Linked DNA regions of Homo sapiens: all the other regions are linked to region 1. Evidence: chromatin contacts called from ENCODE Hi-C or POLR2A ChIA-PET data. All regions are on one chromosome and are shown on one strand. The core of a region is the stretch at or near the end of the contact, and the rest is flanking DNA. Distances in the headings are between cores, read along the strand shown. Region 1 holds the start of ZNF319 (zinc finger protein 319). Region 2 holds the start of RSPRY1 (ring finger and SPRY domain containing 1). Region 3 holds the start of CNOT1 (CCR4-NOT transcription complex subunit 1). Region 4 holds the start of COQ9 (coenzyme Q9).

Region 1 (5,143 bases), core at 1,795-4,294:
AACAAAAATGATTAAAAAGTGGGCAAAAGACCTTAACAGACACCTCACTGAGGAAGATACACAGATGGCAAAAAGCATTGAAAAGATGATCTGGATCATATGTCATCAGGGAAATGCAAATTAACAGACAACAGTGACATATTGCTACACACCTATTAGAATGGCTAAACTCCAGAACACTGTCAATACCAAATGCAACTCCTTTGGGCAAAAACCAAGGAATGTAATTGCTGGATTTTATGATAAGAGTATGTTTAGTTTTGTAAGAAGCCACCAAACTGTCTTATTTGAGATGGAGTCTCACTCTGTCACCCAGGCTGGAGTGCAGTGGAGCGATCTTGGCACACCACAGTCTCTACCTCCCAGGGTCAGTCAATCCGCCTACCTCAGCCTCTCAAGTAGTGGGAACCATAGGCGTGTGCCACCACACCTGGCTAATTTTTTTGTATTTTTGGTAGAAACAGGGTTTCTACCTGTTGCCGAGGCTGGTCTCAAACACCTGGGCTCAAGTGATCTGCCTGCCTCCGCTTCCCAAAGTGCTGGGACTATAGGTGTGAGCCACCTGGCCTAGCCAGTGCTACCCCCATTTTAGATTTGAAGAAACTGAAGCTCTGAGAAGTCTAGTATCTTATAAAGGGCACCCAGAGTAGTGGGCAGCGGAGTGAGGTCTGACTCTGAAGCCTGGGCATTTTTTGTCTTCCACCTGCTGATCAGAGCTAGGGTGGGATTTGAACCTTGCACACCCAGCGTACCCAGGGCCCTCTCAGAAATAAAGTGCCTGGCATGACCTTGACACCCTGCTCCAGATTCTCCTTTGGTCACCTCCTCGTGAACAGGGAGAATATTATACCCAGAGGTAATACACATTTTAGGCTACGAATTCAAAACCAAGATGACAGAAAAATCCCCAGTTCTTGAAACCTGCTCTTTCTCTGCTAAGTCAATGACTTTCCCACCACCAGTGTTAGAGGTTTCTGGTTTCTTCCTTCTAGTTGGGGCCAGATTCTGCCCTTCATGAGGCACCTACGGGTCTATGGGTCTTGGCAACTTGCCTTTCACACATCACTCACATGGTACATAGACGTGGGTGGCCCAGTTGCCTCGCTCGTGGGGGAAGGTGCGCACCCGTCCCCCGTGTTTTGTGCTGTCATCTTCAGGCCCCTCCTCGGTGCCCGGGAACATGTTCAGCACACTGTCAGGTACTGGAAATCTCTGCCTGGGAAGGGGGCTCTGGCCACTGCAAAAGAAAAAAAGAAAAATGAGTACATTTATCCTGTTAGCATTCTCTACCTTTGTATATACCACAAAAGTTGTAACCCCTTATATATGGTGGCTCTGAGTGTGTGTTTCCAGCCTGGTGCTGGAAGCAGCTTCTAGATAGCGAAATTGTTTCTCCAGTATTGTCTCATTGGGGTCTCCAACTCTGGGGCACAAGGTCCCCATGGGAAACAACAGGGCATGCAACAATGTGGTTCAGGGGTCACATTTCCAAGCTGGACAGGCTGCAGCTGGAGTAGCACTTTCTAGCTCTATGACCTTGGGCAAGTCATGTCCCCTTTCTGGGCCTCAAATGCCTCATCTGAAAGTATATGTCTACCTGATAGAGCAATTGTGGGATCAACTGAGCTACTGCTTGTAAAGCACTCAGCAAAGATAAGGCCTAGCATTTAAGAATCTAAGCCCCAGGAAGTAAGGCCGACGGTTTTGTTCACCACTGAATTACCAGACCCCAGCCTGGCAGGGAGTGGGTGCTCAGTGAATATTTACTGGATGAATGAAAAGGCTCTCCCTACGCTTTAGCAAGTATTACTATCGCAATTGTATTCAAATCAGGAAACGGACCTAGGATGGTACAGGGATGTGTGCCAGGCGATAGAGTGGGCCAGCGCGAGGCTGGACCCGAACCCAGGTCTGGCCTCCCAACTTGGCCCTAGCCAGGTGGGGCCACTCTGGAGCTTTGTCTGGGGTGGGGGGGAGGGGTATATCTTCTGGATCCTCCTTTCTTCCTGCGTCCCCTTTTCCTTCCCAGAGCCGCCCCGCATCCTCCCTCCCCACTCCACCCCCAGACATTCGGGTCCCGTCTGGCTCTAGGGTGAATGCGCGCGCCCTCCGGAGAGACTTCCTCACTCCTCACCGACGGTGGCTCCCATCCCCCGGCCTGGTCCGCATCCCGTCCTCGGACTCATCCTCGGAGCCGCTGCTGCTGTAGCCCACCAGGGGCGCCGCGCTCATGGGGCCTCATCCAAGACCACCAGAGCAGGTCCACCAGCAACCTCAACCGGCACCCGGAGTTCCGCTGTGCCGGAAGCGCCCTCCCAGGGGCGGGGCCTGGGCTGGCACCGCCTCGGGGCGGAGCCGGGAGGGGCGGAACCCGGCAGGACAGTGGTGAAGATTCAGCCCACCGACTCCAAGCTGTCTGCCGGCTGCGCACGCGGATCTGGTCACCTGCAGCCTCCCGGCACCCCGCTGGGACCTCCCCAGCCTTCGTGTACCCATTTCATATATCGCTCAGGGCCCTCACCTTTCTGCCCGCTGCTGTCTGCAGCCACCCGGGACCAGACATACCAGACACGACAGTCCCGGGTCAGCGCACTAGACCCAGCGGAGACCCCTGCCTGCCCCGAGCCCGGCCAGGATCAGAGGTCCTGGAGCCCCCTCCTCAAACCAGCCCAAAGTCCAAGCCCCTAAAAGCCAAGCTGAGCAGTTAGGGGCGGATCAATTGTGGCAGACCAGAGCCTCTAGGAGGCCCCTCCTCTCCTGCGCAGAGCCGGGCCGAGGGCGGTCACCCGGAGCCCCCTCCCCTAAGCCCGAGCGGGGTGGCCGGAAGCAGAGCGCCCTTCCTCGGTTAGTCGAGGCGCCCAGGCCTGGCGACTCGAAAACCGCCCGGAGCACCCGGCTTGTCCGACCTGGCCCGGCCACGGGGTCCCCGGCAGGGGGCGGCCTCGCTCCGCGCCGCCCGCTCCTCCCGCATTGGCCGCCGCCGCCCGGGATGCCGCTCCTCCCCCGGCCCCGCCTCCCTGGCCCCCGCGCCGCCCGCCCGTCCGCCCGTCTCCGCAAGGCCATCGGTCCGTCCGCCCGCCCTCCCGGCGCTCCTCGCCCCGGCCCCGCTACTCCGGCAGCGCGCGTCGCTTCCTCCGTTCCGGCCGCCGCTAGCCCGTCCCCCGCCCCCGGTCCGGCCGCAGCCGCTACGCGAGGCCGGGGATTGGCAGCGCGCGTAGGCCGCGCCGCCGCGGATGGAGCCGGAATAAAGGGGCGGCCGAGAGAGCAGCTGGTCGCCGCTCGCCCCGCGCCTGCCCTGCAGGCGGCCTGGAGCAGGTGAGCGGCGGGGCGCCCGGGGCCGCATCTGGGGGCCACCCCCGCGCCCGCCGCACCCCTTCCTCTGCCGGCCCGGCCGCCCCCCCGCGCCCCTCCGCCGCGACCTAGCGGCCTCTTGAGCTTCTGGGCGGCCCAGGCCGGGCCTCGAGGCGCAGCCGCTTCCTGGGCCCGGCCTGTAGCCCTGGGGCCTTTCTCCAGCCCGGCCGCCCTCGGGGCTCGCCCTCGGGTCGCAGCGGCCGGGCCATCCCGGACGAGGGCTGACAGGACGCAGCCCAGCTGGGCCTGCAGGCAGGGCCGGCGGGAGGTGATCGGCTTTCATTCGGTTTCTCAGGGAGGAAGAAGAGACGGGGTGGGGCGCAGGTGGGGGGCCTCCCCTGCCTCTCCTTGCCTCCTCTCTCCCCTTTGCGGAGTGATCACAGAGGCTTCCTGGCTGCACCTTGCTGCAGGAGGGCCAGGGTGGGCAGGGGGTGCTGCAGACCAAGCCAGGGGACACTGTCTGACAGCCATTCATGCCAGAAAAAGCAAACAAAACAGTGGGTTGGCACAGCGGACCTACAGGCGCTCAGAGAAGCCCACCTTCCCCCTCTCTGTCCCGAGAAGGCTTAGAGTGGTACCTGCTTGCTCAAGCAACCTGCTGCCTCCACCCAGAGCAGCCGCTCCTCTCCTCCCTCCCTTCCGGAAGATGCTGAGGATGACAGCTTTTAGCCTGACTCTTACATTTCTTTGGCAGAGCAGTTAGAGGCCAGACTGTCCTGTGAAGGCTTCTCCTTCCTTCTTCCTCTGCTCAGGAGAAAACTTACAAACTTTTAAATGTAAGAGGCAGATGAGCTGGGAACCTGGAAGTGGGTTGCATCTGACTCTGAAAGTTCCTCCCTCTCGCTGGCATTACCTCATGCTGCCACAAAGTGGTGAGTTAGAGATTTGCCTGGGCTGGGTGGGCTTTACCTTCCAACAATTACCCAGAACTTTATAGGCTTGGAGTAAGGGAATGGAGTTGTCTCTAGAGAGGTGATGAGAAATGCTCTGTGGTTAGCATGCTGCATCCTGCATTGCCAAGGCAGACCAGGGCAGTTTCTTACATTTTCCTGCAGGCCTTGACACTATGAGATTCAGAGGATTTAGGACTTTGTGTGTGTGTGTGTGTGTGTGTGTGTGTGTGTGAGTTCTGGGAGAGAACCAGAGTGAGGAAGTTCTGCTGTGTGGACATCAAGCCTGGGTGGTTCTGTGGCCCTCTCATCTAGCCCCCATCACCTATGGGCTCTGGTTCCTGTAGGGCCACCCATCCTGTCACGCGGAGAGAGAATGGGCCTGTGGTCAGGGATAGTTGAAGGGGTGTGGTCAGTCCCTCATAGGTGAGAGTTTTTGAAATGGTCCTTGGTTCCACGTAGTTGTCCTAAATATTGACTGTCAGAGGCCATTTGCCACTGGGCTCTCAGACCTGGGAGGTCTGGCCTCCTTAGCTCTAAGTGGTGTGGCCCGTATTAAGACTCAGGGTAGCAACAGGAGAGGAGCTGCGGGCCTTAAGGAGGATTCTGTATTGTAGGCAGATAACCCCGGACTCTCACCTGTGAGTCTCAGCTAAAGGGTTGGCAGGAAGCTGGAGGGGACTTGTGGAGGCTGGGATGTCCTGGCCCAGGGGCGGGGCACTGAGGTGGGTGGGGGTGGAGGCCGCTGCCATTTCCTCTGCCTGGAGGAGCTGAGCTGGCTGCAGACCTCTCTGATTGCCTAAGAAGGGAGGAGTCCTGCAGCCCTGAGCACCTCTGCCTTCCCCGATGTGTGGTTTGTGATGGTGTGGTGAGTGCGGGCAGGACAGGGAGAAGGCCCAGGA
Region 2 (5,143 bases), core at 1,961-4,460, 810 kb after region 1:
TAAACTCTTGACAAAACACACTTTTTTTTTTTTTAGCCTCCAGGCCCCACAGTGCTACATAACTCAGATTTGTTGTTTTTACCTGATTCACTACAGATTAACACACTATTATACAAAATGCTAAGTTTTTATTTCCCTTTGATACTTACTAAATGAAAAGTTATTTTGCTGACAAAAGCAGAAGCCCACATAGAGTATGCTGGTATACCTCCTATAATCAATAACTTGAAAATAATCACTGAGGGCCAGGCACAGTAGCTCATGCCTGTAATCCCAGCACTTTGGGAGGCCAAGGTGGGCAGATCACTTTGAGCTCAGGAGTTCAAGACCAGCCTGACCAACACGGTGAAACTCCCTCTCTACTAAAAATACAAAAATTAGCCAGGCACGGGTGGTGCTTGCCTGTAATCCCAGTTACTTGGGAGGCTGAGGCAGAAGAATTGCTTGAACCCGGGAGGCAGAGGTTGCAGTGAGCTGAGATCGCGCCATTGCACTCCAGCCTGAGGAACAAGAGGGAATCTCGGTCTCAAAAAAAAAAAAAAAAAAAAGTCACTGAGTACAGAAAAAAGCATAACATAGAAAGACATTAAATAGTAGGTTAGGGCAACATGCATCCTGGGAGATCAAATAACTCACAATCACCAGTTATAGTTTTTAAAAAGATCCACAGAATATAGGATCACAAAAACAGAAAATTCAGAGCAGTACAAAAATTACTTCGAAAGGCAGACACAGTGGCTCACGCCTGTAATCCCGGCACTTTGGGAGGCCGAGGCAGGCGGATTACAGGACGTCGGGAGTTCGACACCAGCCTGACCAACACGGAGAAACCTCGTCTCTACTAAAAATACAAAATTAGCTGGGCGTGGTGGTACATGCCTGTAATCCCAGCTACTCCGGAGGCTGAGGCAGGAGAATCGCTTGAACCCAGGAGGCGGAGGTTGCAGTGAGCCGAGATAGCGCCACTGCACTCCAGCCTGGGCAACAAGAACGAAACTCCGTCTCAAAAAACAAACAAACAAAAAAACCAAAAACACAACTAAATTACTTCGGAAAAAATCCCATATAAATTGCCCGATATTTGGAAAACCATCTCTAACAAGTACGACGAACCAAACACTAGTAAAATGTCATACAGGGACACAAGTCTCTTACAATCTCATAGAGGGATCTACAAAGCAAGATACCATCCCAGGAAATGATTGCCCGATATTTGGAAAACCATCTCTAACAAGTACGACGAACCAAACACTAGTAAAATGTCATACAGGGACACAAGTCTCTTACAATCTCATAGAGGGATCTACAAAGCAAGATACCATCCCAGGAAATGCAAAGTCCACATAAGGGGAAAAATAAAGAGAACCACTGTGCAAGAGAAATTTAAAAGCAACTTCCAACATGCCTCATAATCTATAGTCTAGGGCTACCACAACAACGCATAGTATTCGTGGAGGAAAAAAGGCAGTCTTTACAAATCACAACTGAGGGAGAAAGTATGATATTCACTGCCTGTAGACATCCAAAAGCCATGCATATATATATGCAAAAGGGGGAGGAGGTTTACAATGTTGAGATCAAATTACTTAGAGGAAAATTTCAGCTGTTAGGGGAAAATAATTCCTGAAGGAAAAGATATTACAGTGGTAACTCCTGCCAGCACCATAAGAAGTTCAAAGTAAATGAAAACTCTGAGAGCAAAAGCTGGAAATCCCACCATCCCCATCTAAGCAGGGTTTGAAACCATGGGTTTAGATCTTAATATGACCTAAGAAGCTGTGAACCTTGAAGCTTTCAGTACAATATGGCTCCCAGCACTCCGCAGGTGACAGACAACGACTGTATTAATCCCACCCCTTACCTCTACATACTACTTTACATTTTAGAAAGTGCCTTCACTTTTATTCCTCAACAGCAACCCGTTTGGTGGTAGAATCACACTAACTTACGTTCACGCAGCTTGTAATTTGTACTTTCACATACTGCGCTGGTTATTTTACAGTAGAGACTTAAGGAGGTTAAGTCACTCCACTAAGCAAGAACAGATGGTAGGTAAAGGGCCTGGAAAACTGCGGGATTCTACTCAGTCGATAACAGACACTTCTAACCCTTCAAAGTTCAAAGTACAACACTCCAGGGGGAGCAACCTCTCTCAGAGAACTATACAAGACAGGACCTCGGAGTCTCAGCCGACCGCCTCGGTCTCAGTCGGTTTCCCTCCCCAAAGACGGGGAAAGTGAGGCAGCAGGAGAGACAAATGCCTAATTTGGACTCACGCAAGGGGTGTTGGTGGGATAGACTCTCCCCACCCCACTCGGGCAATAAGCCCGGAAGCAGTTGGATCCTGTGTCTGGGACACCTGGTCGATCTACAGAGAGAGGGAATAATTCCCGTTTCCCTTTCACTACTCCCCACTCTGGCTTTCCTGTGGATGGAGGTGTCTTCTTCCCATCACCGCCCAGAAATCCCCTCTCCCCAAGGTCCTTACCCAATTTTCAGCTCCGGCTTCCGTAGTAGGACATTCCGCTAGTTCTAGCTCCTGCTTCCTAGCCCCATTCTCTCTCTATCCCAAGGCGTTTCTAAATCTCCCCGGGGAGGTATGCCTCATCCGTGCCACCTAGACCGTAAACTCCACAAAAAGAACCCTCCTAAAGCGTCCCTTCATCTACCCTTTCTATCCCGGGCACCCCTGAGTAGGTCAGGACCCCATCGGTACCAGGAGCCACCCCAGGAGATAGATAGCTGCCTCTCACCTGGGCCCTGTTAGCCGCAGCCTCCTCAGAAGGGCGACCCCCAAGAACCTCTTCTGGTGAGGACCCCCGAAAGAGGGAACACCCTCTTCTAGGAACCTCTTCAGATCCCTCAAGCGCGGGCCTCGGTGGAAAACCTCTCGGCTGTTTCTCAGGTTCTGACCAACGCCACCTCTCTCCCGGGCCCTTTCCAGAGCCTACCCCGGCCCCAGTCCGGTCCGCCCGCCCCAGGCTCGAGCGGCTGTTCCCCTCCCTCACAGACGTCCCCAACCCTCAGACTCCCTCCCGTTCCGCGTGCCCAGGGCTCAGAGCAGCGCGGTCGGGCTGTGGCACTGACTTTCTCTACCTCCCGGGCCCACCGGAGGGAGGGGGCGGCGGCGGCGGCGCGACTCCTTTGTGACAGGTCCGAGAGAACGGCAAAGATGGACGCGAGGCCACGGCGCTGCCATTACGCGCAGAGCCCACCCCCGCTTCGTACCGCCCCAGCCCTCCCTCAGTCCCCTAGGAAACGCCCCTTCCTCGGTGGCAAGCCCTCTCCTTGACAGCCAATCACCTTTCAAAAATCGTGTCACGTGATCAGCGGGACCGGCCCGCCCTCCAGGCGCAGACTGGCCAGTCCTCATCCTGAGGCGTGAATGGCCCAATCAAGTCTCTCCGGCTCGTTTTCAGGGTACCGGATTTCCATCGGGCTCCCGGGGAGGAAGAGCTCCGCGGATTGGGTTACGTCGCCGGAAGTGGGGCGGGACTCTATTGTGGCGGTGAGGAACAGGAAGCCCTGAAGGGTCAAAAGAAATACAAAAGCAAAGGCTATTTTCTTTTTTTTTTTCTTTCTTTCATTCATTCCTTCCTCTGTTTCTTTCTTTCTTCCTTTCATTTTTTTTTCTTTTTTAAGAGCGAGCGGCTCTGCGGTGGCGGTTTGGGGTGGGCGCCGCCGAGGTGAGGTCGTCTCGCCTCCCGCGCGCCGGTAGGTGAGTGCGGCCTCGGTCCTGGCCTGGCGGCGACACCTGGGTTCCAGCTTCCTTACGGAAGAGATGAGCTGCGGCTGCTGTTAGGGTTAGGGCCAGGCCTGTTCTCAGTCCGCGCACCCGCTCCTTGTCCGGAGTAGCCGAAGCCTGGGGCTTGCGGGCCCAGCCTGAGGGGAGCTGAGGGTGCCCGCGGGAAGGCATCTGGGTCGCGGCGAGGACCCTTTCAGGCGGGCCCAACACTGCCGGGCGTTTAATGGGGTTTCCCCAATTTTCTGCTAGGTAGGGCCACCCAGGTTTCAAGTGAGTAGCAGGCTCCGTTCCAGAGGTCTTGGAACAGGTCCAGGTTACTCACTCGGATGTGCGGCGTCTGGTTGGAAATGGTTGAATCCCAGAATGGCAGTGCAGGATGGGAAGCACATTTATTGTGTGCCATGTACCAGTTGCTGTGCCAAGCGAATTTTCTATTACGGAAAACAAGCCAGCTGGCCCGTTTTGCAGAAAACTTAAGAAACAAAGAGAGTTGAAGCGTCATGCTTGAGAGTTGGTGGTCCTTGTGACTGTCAGTCCACACAGAGGAAAGGGGGAGACCTGTTTGTTCGTAGTCGTGGTTCTTTAATGTTAGTGGAAAACAAGATCTCCTGGGGCCCTTTTAAAATGCAGTTTCTCAGACTCCCGCACGCTCGGGTAGCCCGACTGGTTAGTTCAGGAGTGGGACCCAAGAAGCCAGATGCGAGCCTGGTGATCGGAATTCCCGATGACCTCTTGCCTACCACCTGTGACATAAGATTTGTCGATTCATCAGTTATTTGGTGTATTCATGTGTCCACAGGGACACCATAAAATGGAAGGCACCCTTCTGAAATATTTGAAGGGAATCAGTGGGTAGACTCCTTTTTGATACAAAGTATTGAGCCGACAGCAGCTTTTACAGTCTTTTAGTTAGATGACCTGCGAACAATTTGTAAGGATCTGAAAGTAGAGGCTGCCCGATTATCTTTCTCAACTGAAGTCTTCATGTCCTTACCCTGTGGGGAAGTGCTTCATGATATAAGAAAGGAATAATTGTGTCAAAACCATTTAGTTGATTATCAGTCTTCACTTTCATCTTCCAAGAATGGTGATGCTTGGTTAGAATCAAGCTGCTGCTTTAGCTATTGAAAACCACGTATGTGGTAAATCAAGTAACAAGTGCGATGTACGTACAGGGTCAGTCATAGTGTAATTATGCCTTTATGGCAGCTAAATTAAGCATTTTCAACGTGTTCACCATTAGTCACCTTTTGAACATACTTTGTCTTCATTCTTAAATATTATGTTTCACTCTTTACTATAGAATATGTTGTTAAGATTGTTTTGTCTAAAATCAAGTATCGACAAGTTTAAAAAAAAGATTGTTTTGTGTTTGGTTTTCTGTATTTCCACTATGCT
Region 3 (5,143 bases), core at 1,529-4,028, 630 kb before region 1:
TTACTAGCAACCGTGCAGGGAAGGGCCTTATTCCTCATCCTTGTTCTGTTTAGGGGGCCTTTTACTTCTAAGATTACAATGTTGTAAGTCGATTTCTCCCTTTAGTACCCTGCAAGGCCTATTTGCACATATGCCTACCATGTGCCAGACACAATACTAGGTGCTGAGAATACAGCTGTGAACAAGACGGAAGTGATCCTTCTTCTTACTATATGTGGGGTCCCTGGCTCTTGCACAGTTCTGCTCTTGCACAGTTGCTTGAAAGCACAAGGGACTCAGTAAATGTAGGCTGAAAGACCTGGCCTCCAACTAAGGAAAGGGAGGTGTCGAAAAGTATTTTTAGGCTGGGCTTGGTGGCTCATGCCTGTAATCCCAGCACTTTGGGAGGCTGAGGCGGGTGGATTACCTGAGGTCAGGAGTTCAATACCAGCCTGACCAACATGGTGAAACCCTGTGTCTACTAAAAATACAAAAATTAGCTGGGTGTGGTGGCACGTGCCTGCAATCTCAGGTACCTGGGAGGCTGAGGCAGGAGTCTTGCTTGAACTGGGGAGGCCGGAGGTTGCAGTGAGCTGAGATTGCACCATTGCACTCCAGCCTGGGCAACAAGAGCAAAACTCCGTCTCAAAAAAAAAAAAAAAAAAAAAAAAAAAAAAAAAAAAAAAGATGTGTTTTTAGGACATATGCTCAGTTAACTAGGCCAGTCACAAAAAGACAAATACTGCATGATTCCACTTATATGAGGTATCTAAAGTAATCAAACTCAGGAACATAAAGAAGAATAGTGATTGTCAGGGACTAGGGGGAGGGGGAAATGGAAGGTGTTAAACAACAGATGTAGTTTCAGTTTTGCAAGATGAAAAAGTTCTAGAGATCTGTTGTACAACAATATGCATATAGTTAACACTACTGTATTCTACACTTAAAAATGATTAAGATGGTAAATTTCATGTGTTTCTTACCATAATTTTTTTTAAGTATTTTTTTGGGCACGAGAGGTAATATGAGAGAGATGGCCAGAAGACCACCTACTGAGCCTAGTCTGAGGACAGGGGTGAGCACAGGGATAGGTTTGAATTTCTTTTTCTTTTCTTTTTTTTTTTTGGAGACGGAGTCTCGCTCAGTCGCCCAGGCTGGAGTCAAGCGGCGCGATCTCGGCTCACTGCGACCTCTGCCTCCCGGGTTCACGCCATTCTCCTGCCTCAGCCTCCCGAGTAGCTGGGACTACAGGCGCCCGCCACTACGCCCGGTTAATTTTTCTGTATTTTTAGTAGAGACGGGGTTTCACCGTGTTAGCCGGAATGGTCTCCATCTCCTGACCTCGTGATCCGCCCGCCTCGGCCTCCCAAAGTGCTGGGATTGCAGGCGTGATCCGCAGCGCCCTGCCTTTTTTTTTTTTTTTTTTTTTTTGAGACAGAGTTTTGCTCTGTCGCTCAGGCTGGAGTGCAGTGGCGCGATCTCTGCTCACTGCAACCCACGCCTCCCGGGTTCAAGCGATTCTCCTGCCTCAGCCTCCTAAGTAGCTGGGATTACAGGTGTGCGCCACCACGCCCGGCTAATTTTTTGTATCTTAGTAGAGATGGGGTTTCACCGTGTTAGCCAGGATGGTCTCGATCACCTGACGTCGTGATCCACCCGCCTCAGCCTCCCAAAGAGCTGGTATTACAAGCGTGAGCCACCGCGCCCGGCCTTAATTTCAAAAGGTAATAGAGCTAACCAGTCAACACTTCCTTCCCAATCCTTTCTCTTTTGGGTACAGGTGAGTATAAAATCTTACCAACTATCATAGTTAACAAACAAACCATAGCAAAATATGTTTCTATGCTTTTTCTCTTGAGAGCAAAGGACATGGGTATCCTTTCTTAGACGGCTTCTAGGACTTAAGCCAGGAAGAGAACTTGCGTCTCCTACGTCTCTGGAAGGCGTCTCTGGAAGGTGTCCCTTCTTCAATAGACAGAACTAAAACAGAAAGTTCCCTTGACCAAAGCGAAGCAAGCGAGGACAAGGTGGCCACCTGGGTGACTACAACCCCCAGCATGCACTGCTCCTTCTAGGGCGCAGCGACGAACGAAGACGCATTACTTCTGCGATGGGAACGGGGTAGAGGAGCGCGACTACACATCCCAGGATGCAAAGCGCCCCAACTCTAGTCACAACCTGGCTTGCTTTCTGGCTGGCGTTCCCCGCCAAAGGGACACTAGGGGAGGGGATTGTTTCGGTTGGGAATCCCCGAAGTCTACTGGACCGTGACATTTCGAAAGAGGAAGGAAAGTGGAGGAAAGCTGTTTCACTGTAATTCAAAGTAGTTCCCGCGCAGGGTGGCGAGGAGTTATGGGCCCCTTCCATAATTTATTGTTCCTCAAAGGCAATGCCAAGCCCCACTGGTCGCAGCCCTCCAGGGCAGGTGGGAAGTACGTGAAGCCCCAAATCGAAGTTATCAGCCTCTCCCTATTGGCCCTCGCCTCGAGCGCAGGCGCGAGGGCTCTGACTCCGGTCCCCTGGGCCTGGTGAGCGGCAATTGGCCAAAGTCCGCGAAGTAGGAGGCCGGATTGGTAGTTGCTAGCAGGAGCCTGATTTCTTCCTCGACTTCTGCAAGTGATAGAGTGTGATTGGTTTAAATCCGCGGGCACCTGTCGGTGATTGGGTAGAAGCCACAGGCGGGGCGCGGCCATTGGCTGGCTCTGGGGCCATCCCTCCTCGGGCGGGCAGCGAATGATGAAATGGGAACGGGGAGGGGAAAGGCCGCGACGTGAGCGCGCGACCTCCGGCGCCATTTTGTAGAGAAACAAGCGGAGTTAACCGAAGAGGGGGTCGAGGAGAGCCGGAGTCGGGGACCCAGGAGTTTCCTGTGTCCAGCGCTGCCGGAGCCGCCTGAGGTGAGGCGGGTTGGCGTCAGGGGCTAGGGTAGGGTGGCGGTGTCAGCTTGGGAACGCGAGAGCCGGTGGGAGGAGGAACAGGGGTGGACCTGGGGCCACTGGAAGCGTTTCCCGGAGCTCTAGGGAGTGAGAGGCAGCCGGGACGGGGAAGTGGGACGAGGCGGGAGAGGGCGGACTCTTCTCCACACGGCTCTCGGAGGCTTCGCGCTCTGAAGATGAGAGGCCAGCGAGAAGGCTCCAGGAAGCGGAGGGTAGAGCGCGGGGTGAGACCCATGGTGGTCTCTGTCCCGGGCCTGGAGGCTCAGGGGGCGGCAGCGGCGGCAGTTCGTGTCGCTGGGCCTGGCTTCGCGCGGGTTGCACCCCTCTGAGACCTCCACGACCTCCTTAACTACTGTTTCTGTCTCTGCTCCCTGATGGTTGCAGTGGGCATCGGCTTCCGAGGCCTAGGGCTTCTGGCGGGGGGGACCGTGTTTGGAGTTTTTGCATGTTTCCAGTTCTTCTCCGTGTACTCGGAGCTGCCACTCTCCCCGTCTTACGCCCCCAGCACGTTGTCAAAGCCCCCCAGGTTTCGGGTGTCCCCGGATGGGAAGGGCGGGCGGGAGCAAGCACTTCCTTATTACTTGCTACAGGTTTTGTTCCACTCGCGCGCCTGGGCGCTCACACTTTCTTTGAAGTTGGCCCCCACCTACTCGGTCCGGTGTCTGCAGTAGTGGCGGTCCTGCTCACCCAGGACAAGTGTCCCGCTAGTGAGCTGAGCACTTGTAGGCCTCAAGGCTGATAAGATCCACGGCAGGTCTTGTAGAGGTACTTAAGGCCAAACACAAATAATACTTTTTCAGTACCACCTCCTTTGCAGAATTCACCCAAGAGGGCTCACAGATACTAACTCCCCGAGGAGTAAGCTTTGTAGATTAAAAAAGAATGCTTGACATCTGTGCGTTTGAAAATGTTGTATTTAAAATAAACTTTATGACAAACTTTTCCCATGAAGTTAATCAAATGTCACATTTCTTAGGACTCTAATAAAGTCTGTTTTCTTCCTGAAAACTGAGTAACAATGCTTAACCTACCCTGCCGATTTCTCTACAATTCGATAGCCTGTGACTACTTGGGTTTTTTTTTTTTTTTAAGTCAGTGATTGAGTGAATATAATTATACTGTTTGAAACAATGCCGAACGTTTTCCTTATGACAGCCCCTTTGATAGGAATAGGGAATACATGGATTAAAAAAATGAGGGAAGGCAAGTAAAATATTAGGAGGAAGGTCAAACAGATTAAGAACAATTTTTTTCTATAGGTACTTGGGTTTAATACTTAAGTGATCTGTGGTCCCGGTTGGTATTCCTACCCTTTTAAAGATTGGCAGCAGAGTATTTTAGCTATTAAGAAGACATGTGGTAACAGTTTAAATAATTATGTTTTAGGATACTGCAAATTGTTACCTTGTCTAAGGAGAATATGCATTGATGATACATGGTTTTAGGTGGCTAGCTGTGCTTTGACTGAAATGATAGCATGTTGATAAAACTAGTTTGGAGAGTTAGTTCCTTTTCAACAAGTGTGGGTTCCCCAAGTCTTAGTGGAAACAAGTCTAGAATCGACTGGGCGCGGTGGCTCACGCCTGTAATCCCAGCACTTAGGGAGGCCAAGGTAGGTGAATCACCAGAGGTCAGGAGTTCGAGACCAGCCTGGCCAACATGTCACAACCGCGTCTCTACTAAAAATACAAAAATTAGCCGGGCGTGGTGGCAGGTGCCTGTAATCCCAGCTACTTGGGAGGCTGAGGCAGGAGAATTGCTTGAACCCGGGAGGCGGAGGTTGCAGTGAGCCGAGATAGAGCTACTGCACTCCAGCCTGGGGGACGGGGAGACTCCGTCTCAAAAAAAAGTCTAGAATGAAGGCGCAAAGACATGTCTATTTGTAACTGAAAATATTTCCTTTTCTTACCTAAGATTGTAATCTTAGAAGTTTTAAGGTACGGTTTTGTGGCATTACGGTGGAAAAGAATTGAAATGTGCTCTTTTTGGTTCCCAGCTTAACACCCCGGGTTCATTTTCTTTTTTTCTAGTTTCTGAATTTCTCTTCGGGGTTTAGATCCTAGTCTCTTTAACATAGATGTTGTCAAGCTAAATAATAAGACATCCTTCTTATTTGGAGTCAAGTCATTAAAAAAAGCTATGAAAACAAATGGAAATGCTTGCCATCTTTTCAAAACATGCTTTAAAGTCTGATTTCAAATTACCTTGCATGTTACTTTTTCTGAGTA
Region 4 (5,143 bases), core at 941-3,440, 550 kb after region 1:
GACTATATATGTGTGTGTATATATATATATTTATTTATTTTAAGTTTAAATAGAGACAGAGTCTTGCTATGTTGCCCAAGATGGTCTTGAACTCCTCGGCTCAAGCAACCCTCCCACCTCAGCTTCCCAAAGTGCTGGGATTACAGGTGTGAGCCACCACACCTGGACCACTTAGTATATTTTTGAGATTGATCCATATTTTTATGCCTATCAGTATATCTGGCAAAGATTCTCTCCTTGATCAGGCTCTAACCAGGCTCCTCTGAGCCCTCTTCTTATCTAGGCCTCAACCTTGGCCTATAAAGACTTGAACACACACTAACATAAGCATCACTCAGGGCCACATCCCTTAAGATAACCCTACCCCCCTTTAAAGTGCCTGCCTGAGAAAACTCAAGGCTGTCAAAAAAAATTTTACTGTTTGTTCAGGCTAACACTTAAGAAGGATAGGGCTTGTCTCCCTGTGGGAAAACAGAATCCTAACTTTGTTAACTGCCAGCTAGCAGACCAATCTTATTTATAATTATTCACTATCCTGACTCTACTGAGTCCCCACCTGCCTTCCTCCCTCCTCCCTCATTTTTTCTTTGAAACACCCAGTGACTTCTGCATGCTCTAAACTCAAGGTTGGGCTCCGTTCATGCTAGACTCTTTTCCCTATTGCAATAGTTATTACTGATTAAAAATGGTCCTTATCACTTTAGTGTCCAGCTTTCTCTTTGACTGATTTTTAGTTTTTATTGCAGAATAGTATTCCATAAAAAAAATACTATTCTGTTGCTAGACAACTGGACTGTTTCTGTGTTTGGCTACTATGAATAAAATTGCTATGAATATACTTGTACTAACTTTTTTGTAGACACATACCTTCATTTCTCTTGGTGGATTTGCGGGGTCATAGACATTACTTTTACTACACATCTTTAGTTTGGAATTTTGTATAAATACAACAAAAGGGGGCTAGGCGGTGGCTCATACCTGTAATCCCAACACTTTGGGAGGCTGAGGCAGGCAGATAACTTGAGGTCAGGAGTTTTGGACTAGCCTGGCCAACATGGTGAAACCCCGTCTACTAAAAATAAAAAATTAGCTGGGCATGGTGGCACAACCCCAGCTACTAGGAAGGCTGAGGCAGGAGAATCACTTGAACCCAGGAGGTAGAGGCTGCAGTGAGCCGAGATTGTACCACTGCACTCCAGCCTGGGTGACAGAGTGAGACTCTGTCTCAACAACAAAATTAAGCCAAGTAGGGTGGCACGCACTTGTAGTCCCAGCTCCTTGGGAGGCTGAGGAGCCAGACCCTGTCTCAGAAAAAAAAAAAAAAGAAAAAAAAGAAACAGAATAGTATGTGCCAAAATATCAATATTTTAATACATGTACTGAAAGATACGGCACAAATATCCGCAAAACTTTGAAAAGGAAGGAGCAGATGCAAAGTATGACTGTAGTACCACTGAGGGTCATGAGAAGATTTTAGGTGAAATACAGGTGAACGTTTCATCAGTTATGTATGTATGCTAAAGTGTTAATGCATACGTTCTAATTAAGGAAGGCGATATTAGTTTTCCATTTATGACAATGATATAAAGTTTCCTCTTTAAGAACTCCTATTTAAAAATAAAAATACTGAGTACATAGTGGCAAAGGTGGTAAGAGAGTATCACAGAATTCGTGAAGTGGTGAGGAAACGGCTGGCTTTCGGGAAACAATGGACTAGGCTCTCTGTGGCCGTGTCCACCTGTCCTTCCAGTGGACTTGGCAATGGACTTGAGAATGGGTCTGCGACTGCCAGTTCTGTAACCAACAGGCTCAGGCTGCGTGACTTTCGTACCCCGAGCCCTCTCTGAGGCTCTGCCAACTCCATGAAATGGGGGTGACAGGCCCTGCCCCGCTGCATCTGCCCCTCACAGACAGCGGAGCAGGGCCGAAGCTAGCCAGGCGGCTCGCCCGAGCCCGCGCCGATGCCCTTCACCTCACCTTGCTCGTGGGCCGCCCCAACGGCCTCTTCCCCCCACCGTCGAACCCAGCTGAAGCCGGCCTCGCGCCCCCTCCGCGCTCCCCGCCTCTCCCCGGCTTGGCAGCCCCCTCACCGGGCAGGCATCGCAGCTGCAGGAGCCTCCAGCCCGCCCGGCCAAGCGCACCAGATACCGCCGCCGCCGCCATTTTGGAAGCGGGCACGTCGCCCACGGCGACGCGACCGGTAGCTACGGGACCACGGCCCTAAGGAGGGCGGAAGTCGTCGCTCCGTGGAGCCTCCTCCTCTCGCGAGAGGCGCAAGGCGTGGAGTCGACGGCTGGAGAGAAGCCGGGAGCGAGCCCAGGCGGCAGGTGAGAGTGGTGGGGGCCAGCTGAGCGCCAGAGCTCCCTCAACTGTCCCCTCCCGGCCCACCCTCGTTCCCACATCCTCTCATTTTCTCTTCCCACCCCGTTCCTCGATGGGAACGCAGCCACGGCCGCCCCGCTGAAAGCCCCGGCTGGTTTATTCCTGAGAAGTCGGTGTGAGGGGCCAGGGCCGGCCCTAACCTCCCTGGGGTCCTGACTGGGAATTTCTGCCGTTCCCCGGCTGCCTCGTCCCTTGCGCAGCCGGCCCTACTCTGAGGCCCCGGGGACACCACGCTGAGGAGAAACGGCTCCGAGCTTGGGATCGGGGAGACCTGGTTCTGAGACCCGGTCCTACCAGTAGCCAATCGTTGTGACCTTGGGCCTCAGTCCCCGTGACGTTTTGGTCCCTGGGGGTTCCTGGCAGCAAAGCACGAAAGCCTTGGAGTCGGGGGGTACCTGAGCTCACGATTGTAATTTCGAACCTGCAACTTGTCCGAACCCCCAGCGTGTTGAGTTGATATAATTAAGTATCCAGATCGGAAGGATGCTTGTTACTAGAACAGACAGCTAGGCCTTTGTCCAGAAGGATTGATTGAGTGGGTCTGGGTGTGGTCCAGGAATCTCATTTTAACCACTCCCTCGGGTGATTTGTAGGATCTGCAAGTTCGGGAAAGGCTGGTGCCCTTCATTCTGACATTACTGAGTGCCAAGCTCTGGATGGCTCAAGGAGGTCACGGTCTAGCCACTAACAGAGCACTTCACGGGGGTGTCATCAGAGAAGGCTTAGTAGGAAGAAGTAAACGGTTTTTGGGCTAAGAGTAACTGACGACAAGAGCATGTGATTCTGTCGATTTTGTGTTTGCAGTCAGACCCCATCATTGTGTCTGTTAAAGTTGTGCTTTGCACACCCCTTGTCAAATCTAGTCTTTTCAGAATATCCGGCTCCCCCCTGCACGGGTGCGGGGAAGACCTCCTAAGCCAAAACTTACCCCAAAGGTTAAAATTTTAGATCCATATTTCTGGTTTTAGGTAAAACACTCCTCTCCATAAGGATTTGTTTCTGAGTTCTATCCATCCATCTTTGAATGAGCCTTTCCTGTGGAAACTAACATTTGGGTATCCTTTCTGAAACCCTAATTCCTGACACACGCCAAATGCCTGGAGACGTTCCTGTTTCATTGTTGATTCTCACTTTTTAAAAAAAATTCTGGGCCAGGCTCATGCCTGTAATCCCAGCACTTTGGGAGGCTGCGGCGTGTGGATCACTTGAGCTCAGGAGTTCGAGACCAGCCTGGGCAACATGGCGAAACCGCATCTCTACAAAGAATACAAAAATTAGCTGGGTGTGGTGGTGGGTGCCTGTAATCCCAGCTATTTGGGAGGCTGAGGCGGGAGAATCGCTTGAACCCCGGAGTCGGAGGTTGCAGTGAGCCAAGATTGTGCCATTGCACTCCAGCCTGGGCAACAGAGCAAGACTCTGCCAAAAAAAAAAAAAAAAAAAAAAAAAAAAAAACCTCTAAGGTCTTAGTCTAAGTGTCTAGACAGAGCGTTCTCTTGAGGGCAGGGAACAAGTGTCTTCTTGTCTGTCTCCCGTGTAGGGACAGGCACATAGTAGGTTTCTTAGGTCTCATTTGCAGGTTGTAATTGTGCCTTCCTACCATTCTGCTAAAGCTGGCAGGGAAACTGAGGCCCAGAGAGGGGCAATGGCTGACTTGGATTGCACAGCAGGCTGGTTAGGCCCACTTGGTACTGGTCACCCAGAGGCCAGGCAGTGACATGTATGTGCACAAGAGCTTCAGTTAGTTAATTTTATGTTTTTAATTTAATTTTTTTTTATTTTGAGATGGAGTCTCACTCTGTCTCCCTGGCTGGAGTGCAGTGGCAAGATCTTGGTCCACTACAACGTCCGCCTCCTGAGTTCAAGCAATTCTGCCTACCTCAGTCTACCAAGTAGCTGGGATTACAGGTGCACGCCACCATGCCCAGCTAATCTTTGTATTTTTAGTAGAGACGGGTTTTCTCCATGTTGGCCAGGCTGGTCTTGAACTCCTGACCTCAGGTGATCCACTTGCTTCAGCCTCCCAAAGTGTGGGATTACAGGTGTGAGTCACTGCACCCAGCCCAGTTAGTTAATTTTAATTAGGATTTTCCTTTCTGATAACTGTCAGTATTCTTGGAACTCTTTTATGCACCCGAGTTAAAGAATTTTTTGAACTGAAGCCCAAACTTCAGTGTTATTTTTTGCTTTTGTCCCCTTTCACCAGAAGAGAGACCAAATGCCTCAAGATTTGATGCTTACTGGGCACCTAAAAAACAGTCTGTTCTCAGACATCCGCTTTTACTGCCTGCCAGTAACATTTTAGAAGGGCCATGCACATGTGTGTGCCTCAGTCAGAGTTGGAGAGGTACCCAACAAGCTCAGTGACGTGACAATGATGCTACCTCTTATTATGAAACTGGGTCCTGACTCACAGCTTCTAAGCATGTTGTCTTAGATACTGGACACTTTTTCCTTACGGGTTTTTTTGTTTTAAAAGACAAATTCACAACAGCAACATAAAATTCTGATGATGAAAAGTATCACACTTTGGCTTTAGATATTTAAAAGAATATTATCTCCTATTTTATTTGAAAAATGCTGACTGAAAGTAGTGGCTATGCCTGTTTTTTGAGGGTTGATGTTTAATGAATGTAGTTCATAAGCTCCTCTTGCCATAAGATTAGTTTTGGGAGATACGGAACGCAAAGCATTTTACATTCTTCTAATTTACTGACACAGTCCCACTGGAGTACTGTCCAAAGATCATAAAGCGCAGCTCTTA

What was found. A loop is a pair of places that touch in the nucleus more often than their neighbours do. ChIA-PET counts read pairs that join two places held with the same protein, here RNA polymerase II (POLR2A). Pooled maps may share reads with other maps.
Region 2: a map of B cell shows a loop between it and region 1 (30-fold over the local background). The contact joins the promoter of RSPRY1 here to the promoter of ZNF319 in region 1. A Hi-C loop is called at or near these places in 1 of 168 maps with a recorded cell type or tissue (B cell), 2 of 37 single-sample maps with no recorded cell type and 9 of 50 pooled maps. POLR2A ChIA-PET finds 5 or more read pairs at or near these places in 1 of 52 experiments (RWPE1).
Region 3: a map of B cell shows a loop between it and region 1 (36-fold over the local background). The contact joins the promoter of CNOT1 here to the promoter of ZNF319 in region 1. A Hi-C loop is called at or near these places in 6 of 168 maps with a recorded cell type or tissue (B cell, CD4-positive, alpha-beta T cell, CD8-positive, alpha-beta T cell and 3 more), 6 of 37 single-sample maps with no recorded cell type and 20 of 50 pooled maps. POLR2A ChIA-PET finds 5 or more read pairs at or near these places in 2 of 52 experiments (K562 and activated B cell).
Region 4: a loop to region 1 is called in a map of gastrocnemius medialis, with 19 times the contacts of the local background. The contact joins the promoter of COQ9 here to the promoter of ZNF319 in region 1. A Hi-C loop is called at or near these places in 2 of 168 maps with a recorded cell type or tissue (gastrocnemius medialis and sigmoid colon), 1 of 37 single-sample maps with no recorded cell type and 10 of 50 pooled maps.

The regions. Positions count from the first base shown.
Region 1 is chr16:57,998,573-58,003,715 of GRCh38, reverse strand. ZNF319 (zinc finger protein 319) reads left to right here and starts at 3,044. Exons shown (of 2, transcript NM_020807.3): 1 at 3,044-4,223. USB1 (U6 snRNA biogenesis phosphodiesterase 1) reads right to left here and starts at 2,309. Exons shown (of 7, transcript NM_024598.4): 1 at 2,135-2,309; 2 at 1,071-1,237. The coding sequence starts at 2,232. RefSeq lists enhancers at 2,071-2,170, 2,197-2,491, 2,664-2,833, 3,691-3,960 and silencers at 2,251-2,500, 2,791-3,390, 3,441-3,570.
Region 2 is chr16:57,184,396-57,189,538 of GRCh38, reverse strand. RSPRY1 (ring finger and SPRY domain containing 1) reads right to left here and starts at 3,210. Exons shown (of 15, transcript NM_133368.3): 1 at 3,088-3,210. PSME3IP1 (proteasome activator subunit 3 interacting protein 1) reads left to right here and starts at 3,500. Exons shown (of 7, transcript NM_024946.4): 1 at 3,500-3,718. RefSeq lists enhancers at 1,870-2,514, 3,826-3,875 and a silencer at 2,916-3,125.
Region 3 is chr16:58,627,461-58,632,603 of GRCh38, reverse strand. CNOT1 (CCR4-NOT transcription complex subunit 1) reads left to right here and starts at 2,778. Exons shown (of 49, transcript NM_016284.5): 1 at 2,778-2,876. RefSeq lists enhancers at 1,911-2,400, 2,691-2,900, 2,349-3,024, 3,025-3,701.
Region 4 is chr16:57,444,526-57,449,668 of GRCh38, reverse strand. COQ9 (coenzyme Q9) reads right to left here and starts at 2,190. Exons shown (of 9, transcript NM_020312.4): 1 at 2,091-2,190. The coding sequence starts at 2,163. CIAPIN1 (cytokine induced apoptosis inhibitor 1) reads left to right here and starts at 2,284. Exons shown (of 9, transcript NM_020313.4): 1 at 2,284-2,327. RefSeq lists an enhancer at 2,078-2,372.